Regions from separate parts of the Homo sapiens genome. Here region 1 is linked to region 2. A link is a contact called in ENCODE Hi-C or POLR2A ChIA-PET data. All regions are on one chromosome and are shown on one strand. The core of a region is the stretch at or near the end of the contact, and the rest is flanking DNA. Distances in the headings are between cores, read along the strand shown.

The links. A loop is a pair of places that touch in the nucleus more often than their neighbours do. ChIA-PET counts read pairs that join two places held with the same protein, here RNA polymerase II (POLR2A). Pooled maps may share reads with other maps.
Region 1: a pooled map shows a loop between it and region 2 (2.9-fold over the local background). The contact joins two enhancer-like sites. A Hi-C loop is called at or near these places in 1 of 50 pooled maps. POLR2A ChIA-PET finds 5 or more read pairs at or near these places in 2 of 52 experiments (B cell and activated CD4-positive, alpha-beta T cell).

The regions. Positions count from the first base shown.
Region 1 is chrX:40,297,864-40,302,342 of GRCh38, reverse strand. No RefSeq gene overlaps it. Among named protein-coding and RNA genes, the nearest start is that of LINC03099, 37 kb to the right of the region's middle. Within about 2 kb of position 3,027, at least 4 of the 41 ENCODE cell types and tissues checked have a DNase peak (open chromatin) inside an H3K27ac peak, as active enhancers do.
Region 2 is chrX:39,981,263-39,985,917 of GRCh38, reverse strand. No RefSeq gene overlaps it. Among named protein-coding and RNA genes, the nearest start is that of LINC03053, 26 kb to the left of the region's middle. Within about 2 kb of position 1,622, at least 3 of the 41 ENCODE cell types and tissues checked have a DNase peak (open chromatin) inside an H3K27ac peak, as active enhancers do.

The DNA.
Region 1 (4,479 bases), core at 1,778-4,277, 320 kb before region 2:
TTCTTCATCTTCTTCTACTTTTTTTTTTTTTTTTTTTTTTTGAGACAGAGTCTCACTCTGTCGCCCAGGCTGGAGTGCAGTGGCGAGATCTTAGCTCACCGCAACCTCCGCCTCCCGGGTTCATGCCATTCTCCTGCCTCAGCCTCCCGAGTAGGTGGGACTACAGGCGCCCGCCACCATGCCCGGCTAATTTTTTTTATTTTTAGTAGAGATAGGGGTTCACTGTGTTAGCCAGGATGGTCTCAATCTCCTGACCTCGTGATCCGCCCACCTCAGACTCCCAAAGTGCTGGGGTTACAGGTGTGAGCCACCACGCCTGGCCCTTCATCTTCTTTTAATTTTATTTTATTTTATTTTTTGAGACAGAGCCTCGCTCTGTTGCCCAGGCTGGAGTGCAGTGGCACAATTGCTGTTCACTGCAACCTCCACCTCCCGGGTTCAAGCAATTCTCCTGCCTCAGTCTCCCGAGTAGCTAGGACTACAGGCACATGCCACCACGCCCAGCTAATTTTTGTATTTTTAGTAGAGACAGGGTTTCACCATGCTGGCCAGGCTGGTCTTGAACTCCTGACCTCAAGTGATCCACCCTCCTCAGCCTCCCAAAGTGCTGGGATTACAGGCGTGAGCCACCACGCCCAGCTGATGTCGCCTTCTTGATAAGACCTCTCTGACCGCCCTATCAATACAGCCACCACCCCCGGCTCACTTGCCCAATCCCCCGCTTCCCCTTCCATCCTTTTACTTTTGTCCATAGCACATCTCTCCTTTTTTAGCAGATGAGAAAATTTACTCAGTGATTACATTTCCTGTTCCCACTCCATGAGAGATGAAATCTTGTATCCATCTTGTTCACTGATATATCCCCAGTGCCTGGACCAGCTCCTAGCACATGATAGGCACTCACTAAATGTTTGTTCAACGAATGAACCTAGGTTATCCATCCCTCTTGGATTAGGAAAAACAGTTTCCCCAAGGCCTGTCATTCTGGAGATGAAAGTATAAAAGCAGCCAGAGCTCCCCATTTGTCTGCCCCCATCCCGAGGGAATCTCAGAGCAGGGGTGTCCCTCCCCGCTAGAGTTTCTCTCCTGAAACGGTCCTCCATCTCCCAGACAACTGTGTTCTTACAAGGAAATTCTCCCCTCGCAGACACACAGTTGCCCTGCACATTGTCAACTCCCTGAGCAGGGCCCAGAGAACTATGGTGTTAAGACAGAGGGACGACAGCCCCAGGGACAGGCCAGCCAACACCCCCATGGCCTGTATTGATGGCAAGGAGGTGTCCTGTCCTGTAATGTGCCCAGTAATAAACATACATCCCTTCTAGTTTCGGGCTTAGCTGCCTGCCTGCACAGCCTGAACAGGAGCCCATCAATGGCAGAGGGTACATTCTGAGCAATTAAGGAAAATTCCACAGGTTCTCCGCAATAAGCACTTACACGGGAATGCCTACTCTTTTCAAAGGAAAAAGAAAGAATGCTCGTAATGATCCCTCTCTTTACTGGGTGAAGTTCTAGGCGACCGGGCAGGACCTGTATCTAATTAGATACCCAGAGAGCGTGATTCACCGCCCATCATTTACAAGCATATCAAGATTTCAGGTTTTGCAACTGAGGCTCAAAATGAAACCATTTGGGTTTCGCAGACCTGCTGCAGCGTGCTGGCTTCGGCTTCGAACTGGTGATTTAGTAAACAACCTGGAGGGGGGAAACCCAGCTACCCTTCACCAGGCAAGGCTTGCCTGGCCCAGCTTGGGGAGCAGAGGCGGCAGCTGGAGAGCAGGGAAGGGTTTCTGAGCAGAGAGGACACAGGGGTGGTGGGGGTGATGTGGGTGGCAGTGAAGGGATGGCTGGCCGATCAAAGGGCCCCCTCAGGCCAAACCCATGGAAAAGGCTTTGATCTCCTAATCACATCTATTTATCTTGGGTCCAGCCTGAGACAAAAGAACCGCCCTGAAGGGCCGGCCTTTGAGGGCAAGCCTCGCTCCTGAGCTTCTCTGTGGGTTACTGAGACCTTGGGCAACCAAGAAGGCAAATCTGGGACCCCTGAGGCCCAGGCGGACCCTGGCCGGCTGGCAACGGGGAGAGGGGGATCGAATGCACTGGAACCAGGCCTGGAAAACCAAACATGATGGCCAGATCTGAAGTGACAGCCAGATGCAGAGAAGACAGCAGCACCATCAACGGGGTTTACTTGTCATCCAAGTTCTCTGACTGGGGTATTGGAGACTGGGGACTGAGAGGAAAAGAGAAGCAGAGTTCCGTGATCTTTCATTCACATCTCATAATATCAGCAGCAAGAACAGTAATAGCATTTACTTCATGCCTGGCACTGTTCTTAATACTTCCCCTTTATTAACCCAGAGCTATGCTATCATCGTGCCCATTTTACAGATGAAGAGACCGAGGCACGGAGCGGTTACGTGACTCATGCGCGGTTACACAGCTGACATATGCTGGAGCAGGAGACTTCACCTTCCGTTTCCTCCTTTCCTGCCTCCTGACCTCTGAAATGGAGGGGCAGAAACAGGACCTAATGGACCCAGGCTCTTCCTCTAATGCTCTCTGGGTCTCTGCTTGCTCATTTCTTTTGTCAAATGTGATAACAAACCTCCTCCCCAAAGCCCCCGACAGGGGTGTTTTGAAGCTTGAAAGGTACAGTAAATGTGAAAGTGTTAATATCAACCAAACCAAAGTGCTAGGCAAAGTGAGAGTCTCCTGTTTTTTCTTTCCTCTTCGGACTCCTCTTGGCTTCCTGCAAATCAAAGTTATGAGAGGGGTGCGGTGGGAGTAGCTTAAGGAGCAGAGCTGGCTGGCAAGAGGGGGTTGAGGTGTGGGAAAAAGCCGCTGGGGTCTTTTCCTGGCTGGAAAGGGGCTGGGAAGCGACTCTCCTTTTAGGACCTAGCAGGGGAACCATTCGTCTTATAACTCCAGGAGGCGCCATTCACATAGGATACAATGCTAATGGTGACCCCTGGAGTCATTCCACATGCCCATCGGGCTGGGTGCTAGAAAATTCTAGAAAGGACACTTCTGCCTAGGGAACAGCCCCAGCCCTGACCGCGGTCCCTGGCCGTGGAGAGCAGGAGCTGAAAGGCCTGAGGTGTTGGAGCTGGGGGCCGTGGTAGGGAAAGGGCAGAGGCTAAGGGAGGGATCGGGGAGGCCAGGGCTGGCAAAGTGGGGTGGGGGCAGGCGTTAGAGAAAAGCTCAGGGAAGCTCCCTCCCCCACCCGCGCCCCGCCCCCGCCCGGGCTGTGGGAGGGAGACCCTGACCACATCAGGGGTGTGTGGCGAGGAAATGAGGCCTCCTCAGGAACGAGCTGCAAATGAGAACCGTATGGAGTTTCGGGATCCCCGAAGGAACACAGGGAAAGGATACAGTTGCGTCCATGGGAAAGTTATTATCATCTCCGCTGAAGTTAAACATTCGGGAGGGTCTGCTTTCCATCTCCTCCGCCTGAGAGCCTGTGAAGGGGGAGGCGCGTCGGGGGCTTGTCCGGAGGGCCTGGCCGGTCACATTTTCCGAGGGGAGTCAGGGACAGGGAGAGGCTGTTAGAGGCAGCCAGGGCCCTGAGGAGGTCCTCTGAGCCTCCAGCCTGTGCTCCTGCCCTGCGTCTGCCTCGCTCTTTCTCCAGTGCTGAGAAATCCATTGCTCCTCTCTCCTGCTCGGGGCTGCGCTCTGCAGGGGTGTCAGGGCTGCGCTCTGCAGGGGTGTCGGGGCTGGGCTTCACCTCTGCAAGTTCCTGGGCAGATGGAGAGGGGGAGGAAAGAGAGGCCCTGGCCCCTGAACAGGAAAGCTGGAAATGTGGAACTCAGGGAGATCTAAAGGAAGAATTCGGGCTTCTGGAAAATTCTCCCTCTCCTCAAAATGTACTAGAAATGGAAGTGAGTCAGGCAGAGCGGCGGGAGGACCTGTCTTCCAGGAGCTGGGCTCACCGGTGCTTACTAGTGACCTTTGAGATAATAAATCTGCCCCAGAAAATTATCTTCCTGCTGCAGCTGCCCTTAGAGGTCAGGGAGAAGGTGGACTTTCAGGTTTCACGGGGAACAAGTGTTCCAGGCCGAGGACACCGCAGCCTCCAAGCCTTCAAAGCCTGAACACCTTCTCAGGCCCCTCAGAGGCCCCTGCCTCAGAGATGGGTCCCTTCCTCCTCCTCCTCTGCCGAGGGATTTGTGATTCTCTGAGCACAAAGGGCAGAAGACTGCCTGCCTGCCTGCCTCACAGCTCCTCCCTACCCTCTGGCCCCTATCCTCATTGAAGTTTTCTGGAGTTTTCTCTCATGAGTAAGAATGAGGAAAGACAGGAGATTTATAAAGGCTCTTTTCTGACACTCATCTCCCCTAATTTTCTGGACAGACAGAAGTCCACTTGGGTGCCAATGAGGATCAGTCCAAGCCAACAATGCCCAGCCTCAGAGGGTCACCCAGGGCACTCCTCCAGGGACACGAAGGGGACCTCAGTTGTGGTGGAGCAGGTTGCTCC
Region 2 (4,655 bases), core at 373-2,872:
GAAACCCGAGTCAGATCCTGTCCCTTTTGGCACACAATTCTCCAGAGCCTTCCTGTGTTATATGAGTGAAAGTCAAGGGTGTTAGGAAGGCCCTGGCTGGTCTGGTTCCTGCCCCCTCCCTTCTCTGAGCTCAAGGCCACTCACCTCCCCTCCCTTCCTCCCTTTCAGCCACATGGGCTGCTTTGCCGTTCCTGGAATACACTGAGCTCACTCCTCCCTCAGGGCCTTTGCACTGGCTATTCCCTCTGCTGTTATGCGGTTCCCTGGCCTGCTCTTTCTGTATTGTCTGCAGGGCTCCTTCCTGCACTGCTCAAGGTCTTTGTTGAAGTGTCAACTTCTCAGCAAGTAAGTCCCTGGTCACGCTTTTGAAAACTGCATCCTTTCCCCAAACCCCAGCTCCTATATTCCCTGTCTCCTTTTCTCCTTCCCACTCACTACCATAAAACTACATGTTTGGCTTATTTGTTTGCTACCTTTCTTTCCCACAAAAATGTAAGCTCTTGACTGCAGGGATTTTTTTTTTTTTAAATCTGTTTTGTTCACCACAGTTTCCCAGGGCCCACAACAGCGAGTGACATACAGCAAGTGCTGGGTGATTATTCGTTGCATAACGAATGACTGAGCCAGCGAATGACGGGTTGGAAGGATTAAATGAGACCATGCGTGCGAGGCACAGAGTGGGGGCACAGTGGCCTGATTTTCTGAGGGTATGGCCTCGGGCTCATGCCTGCCTTGGCCCAAGGATCCCCTTTCTCTCCCAGGACCCCTTGTGGTTTGAACGCCAGTGGCCATGCTGTCAGAGCAGCCCTCAGTTGGCCAGGCTTTTGCTGGATTTTCAATAAGTGATTTCCCTCCATGGACAGAGCAAGAATCACTTAAAATCATTCATGAGAAACTCATGGCTGTGATTTCTGCAGGCGGCTTTGCAGGCCATGAGAGCCTGCGAGGGTTTGTGGGGTGAGCAAGGGGAGGTGACAAACAGAGAGCGAAAAACATTCAGCCTGCTTCTCTGTGGCCTCCCGCCTCCTCTTTTTTCCTGAGACTTGGGTCAGAATAACTGTTTTGGGCAGGAAAAGCTGCTAGGGTGAACGCCGAGGCCCAGCCATGCTCCAGTCTTGGACTTTAGCCCCCACAGTAGGGGATGTGGTTGTGGCAGACCCAGCTCCCCACTGCCCCGCTCTGTCTTCCCAGGCTGGGAAGCTGCTCCCTTAAGCCTCATCCTGGAGCTTGGTTGCCTTGGTTCCCTAGCTACATGGTTGTGGGGTGGCCCCTAGGGTTCATTTCTGTAGCCCCATGTACCCTGCAACCCTCGCTAGTGGTTCAACCTGTGGGATTGGAATTTTGCCAGGGGACATCTCTGCTCCTCCTGGTGGCTTGTCTTGACCTGCTCTTTGTAGCAGACACTTTTGGTGCCCCACCCGCCTGCCTGTAGCCTCAAACACCCATGCCTCGGCCTGAGGGAGTTTTGCTGGCTGTGCACTCTTTCAGCACGCAGGGCAGGCCAGAAATGCAGCCGTGACGGGGGGATCAGCAGATAAATACTCCAGCTGCCTCATCCTTCTGTTGGGGAAACTTTGAGGCGTGTTCTACGCCGTCTCCCAGAGATCCCTGGTAGGATTGAGCCCCAGTTGCCCACAGTAACAGCTGCCTTGATTACATAAGCTTTCTTGGCTTCCTTCCCTTCTCTGCTGGCTTCCTTGCTTCCTTTCCTGGGATCATTCTGATTGGGGTGGAATAGCGATGGTTGCAAATTCTTTGTCATCCCCCCTACTAAGAGATAGGGTGTTGTTATGGATTGAATTGTGTCCCACAAAAAGATATGTTGAGGTCTCAATCCCCAGTACCTGTAAATATGACTTCGTTTGGAAACAGGCTGTTTGCAGATGTAATCAAGTTAAGATGAGGTCATACTGGATTAGGGCGAGCAGCCCTGAATCTAATGACGAATGTACTTGTTAGAAGAGGAAATGTGGGCACAGAGACACACAAACACAAAGAGAGAAGAAGGCCATGCAAAGAGGCAGAGACAGATGCACAGACATACCACGTGACTGCAGAGGTGGAGATGAGGTGATGCTGCTGAAACCGAGGAATGCCAAGGATTGCTGGCAACCACAGAAGCCAGGAAAGAAGCCTGGGACAGATTCTTCCTCAGAACCCCCATGGAGGAACCAACCCTGTTGACCTCTTGGATTCAGACTTCTGGCCTTCAGAACTGTGAAAGAATGAATTTCTATTGTTTAAAGTCACTCAGTATTAGCCAGGCGTGGTGGCTTATGCCTGTAATCCCAACACTTTGGGAGGCTAAGGTGGGTGGATCACTTGAGGTCAGGAGTTCGAGACCAGCCTGGCCAACATGGTGAAACCCCGTCTCTACTAAAAATACAAAAATTAGCCGGGCATGATGGCGGGCGCCTGTAATCCCAGCTACTCGGGAGGCTGAGGCGGAGAATCGTTTGAGCCCAGGAGTCGGAGGTTGCAGTGAGCCGAGATCACACCACTACACTCCAGCCTGTACGACAGAGCAAGACACTGTCAAAAAAAAAAAAAAAATAAGCCACTCAGTCTGTGTGGCACTTTACTAAGGCAGCCCTAGCAAACTAACAAAGTGTCTTTCTCCATTCCTTTGAATCTGGGCTGGGCCTGGGATGGTTTTGAGCAATAGCACGTGGCAACATGATGCTGTGCTGGTTCTAGGCCTAGACCTTTAGAGGCATGGTGGCTTCCACTTCATCTGCCTTGGAACCCAGTCACTGTGCTGTTGGGGGAGTCCAGGCAACCGCATGGAGAGGCCTGCATAGCCGCTGTCAAGCTGCCAGGCAACAGCCTGCACCAACTTGCTAGCTCTTTAGAAAACAATTCTTCCAGCCCCACTTGAGCTGCCCTAGCTGATGCTCAAGTTGTAAAATTGTGAGCAAATAATGGTTGTTTGTTTTAAGCCACCAAGTGTTGGGGTGGTTCATTGCCCAGCAATAGATAACTGAAACATGTATGCACTATTTGCACTGGAATCCTTGTCTTAACGTATTCCTCTGGGGGAACACTCCAAAAAACTTATTCTGCTATGGTTTGAATATTTTTGTCCCCTCCAAAAGTCATGTTGAAACGTAATGGCCAATGCAATAGTGTTGGGATGTGGGTCCTAATGAGACGTGTGTAAGTCATGAGGGCTCCATTCTCACGAATGGATTATGTTGTTATAAAAAGGGCTTGCAGGAGTAGGTTCCTCTCTTTTCTGCTCTTCCACTCTGTGAAGACACAGAAAGAAAGCCCTCGTCAGATGCCGGTGCCTTGATTTTGGACTTTCCAGCCTCCAGAACTGTGAGAAGTAAATTTCTGTTCATTATAAATTACTCAGTGTCAGGTATTCTGTTATAGCAACAGAAAGCTAAGACATCTTCCATGTTCCTTCTTGAGATTGAGCCCCCCTTCAAACTTAACCTAGTTCTTCCCACCCTACTTTTCCAGGCCTGATCCCTCTGGACAGCTCTCTGCTCTCAATTGCCCACAAACTGACACTTGGCTCTCTTGCCTCAACTGGATGTTCTCTGCAGGTAGGACTGGGACTGTGTGCCAACATGCACACTGTCCCAGGCTGCCCTACAAGAGCCAGCCTCCATGTATCGGTCAGGGTGGCCCTGGGGGAAGTTGATCTCTGCCCATTCGTGGTTCACAGCCCTGCTCAATGTTGGTGGATACCCAGCATGCCTTCCGCACCCACAGTCCAGCATTATCTCAGAGCAGCCATTGTGGATCCCTGTCTGTTGCCACATTTAACCCTGTCAGTCACATCTGCTGAAAACCCCATGAGTTGCATTTCTTGGAGGTCATCTATAATGAGAGCATGCCCTTGTGGGCTTGTGGAGGGCATGGTGACTGACTCTTTGACACCTATCACTCCTCTGCATGCTCAGTCTATTTCTTTTGCTGGGGACTGGGTTGGAAATGTACTTGTGGCTCAGACCTGACCAATGAGGTGGGGGATCTACTGGGTGGAGGCTTTTGGGAAATATTGATTCACTCTGAAGGGAGATACTCAGAGTCTAGTCTACCTTTTTTTTTTTCTTTTCTTTTCTTTTCTTCTTTTGAGACAGGGTCTTGCTCTGTCACCCAGGCTGGAGTACAGTGGCATGATCTTGGCTCACTGCAACCTCCTGGGCTCAAGCAATCCTCCCACCTCAGCCTCCTGAGTAGCTGGGACTACAGGTACGTGCCACCATGCCCAGTTAATTTTTTTTTTTTTATGTAGAGATGGGGGTCTCACTATGTTGCCCAGACTGGCCTCAAACTCCTAAGCTCAATCGATCCACCCACCTCGGCCTCCCAATGTGCTGAGATTACAGGCGTGAGCCACCGTGCCTGGCCAGCCTACCCTTTTCTTCCTCTGGACTTGTGTCTGCCTAGATGTGTCCTCTGGGATGGCTGTGAGCACCTCACAACCATACTAAGAGAAACCAGTCTTAGCGTGAGGCTGACAGGAAGCCAGCTGAGTGGGCAAATGGGGACAACCAGGTCCTCGTTGACATCATTGAGCTGCTCAATGCCCTCTACCTGGAGCCAGCCCACCTCTGCACTCCATGTTACTGACATCAATTTCCTTAGTATTTAAGCCAATACTTTTCCAATTGTGGATCAGAACTGATTAGTGGGCTGTG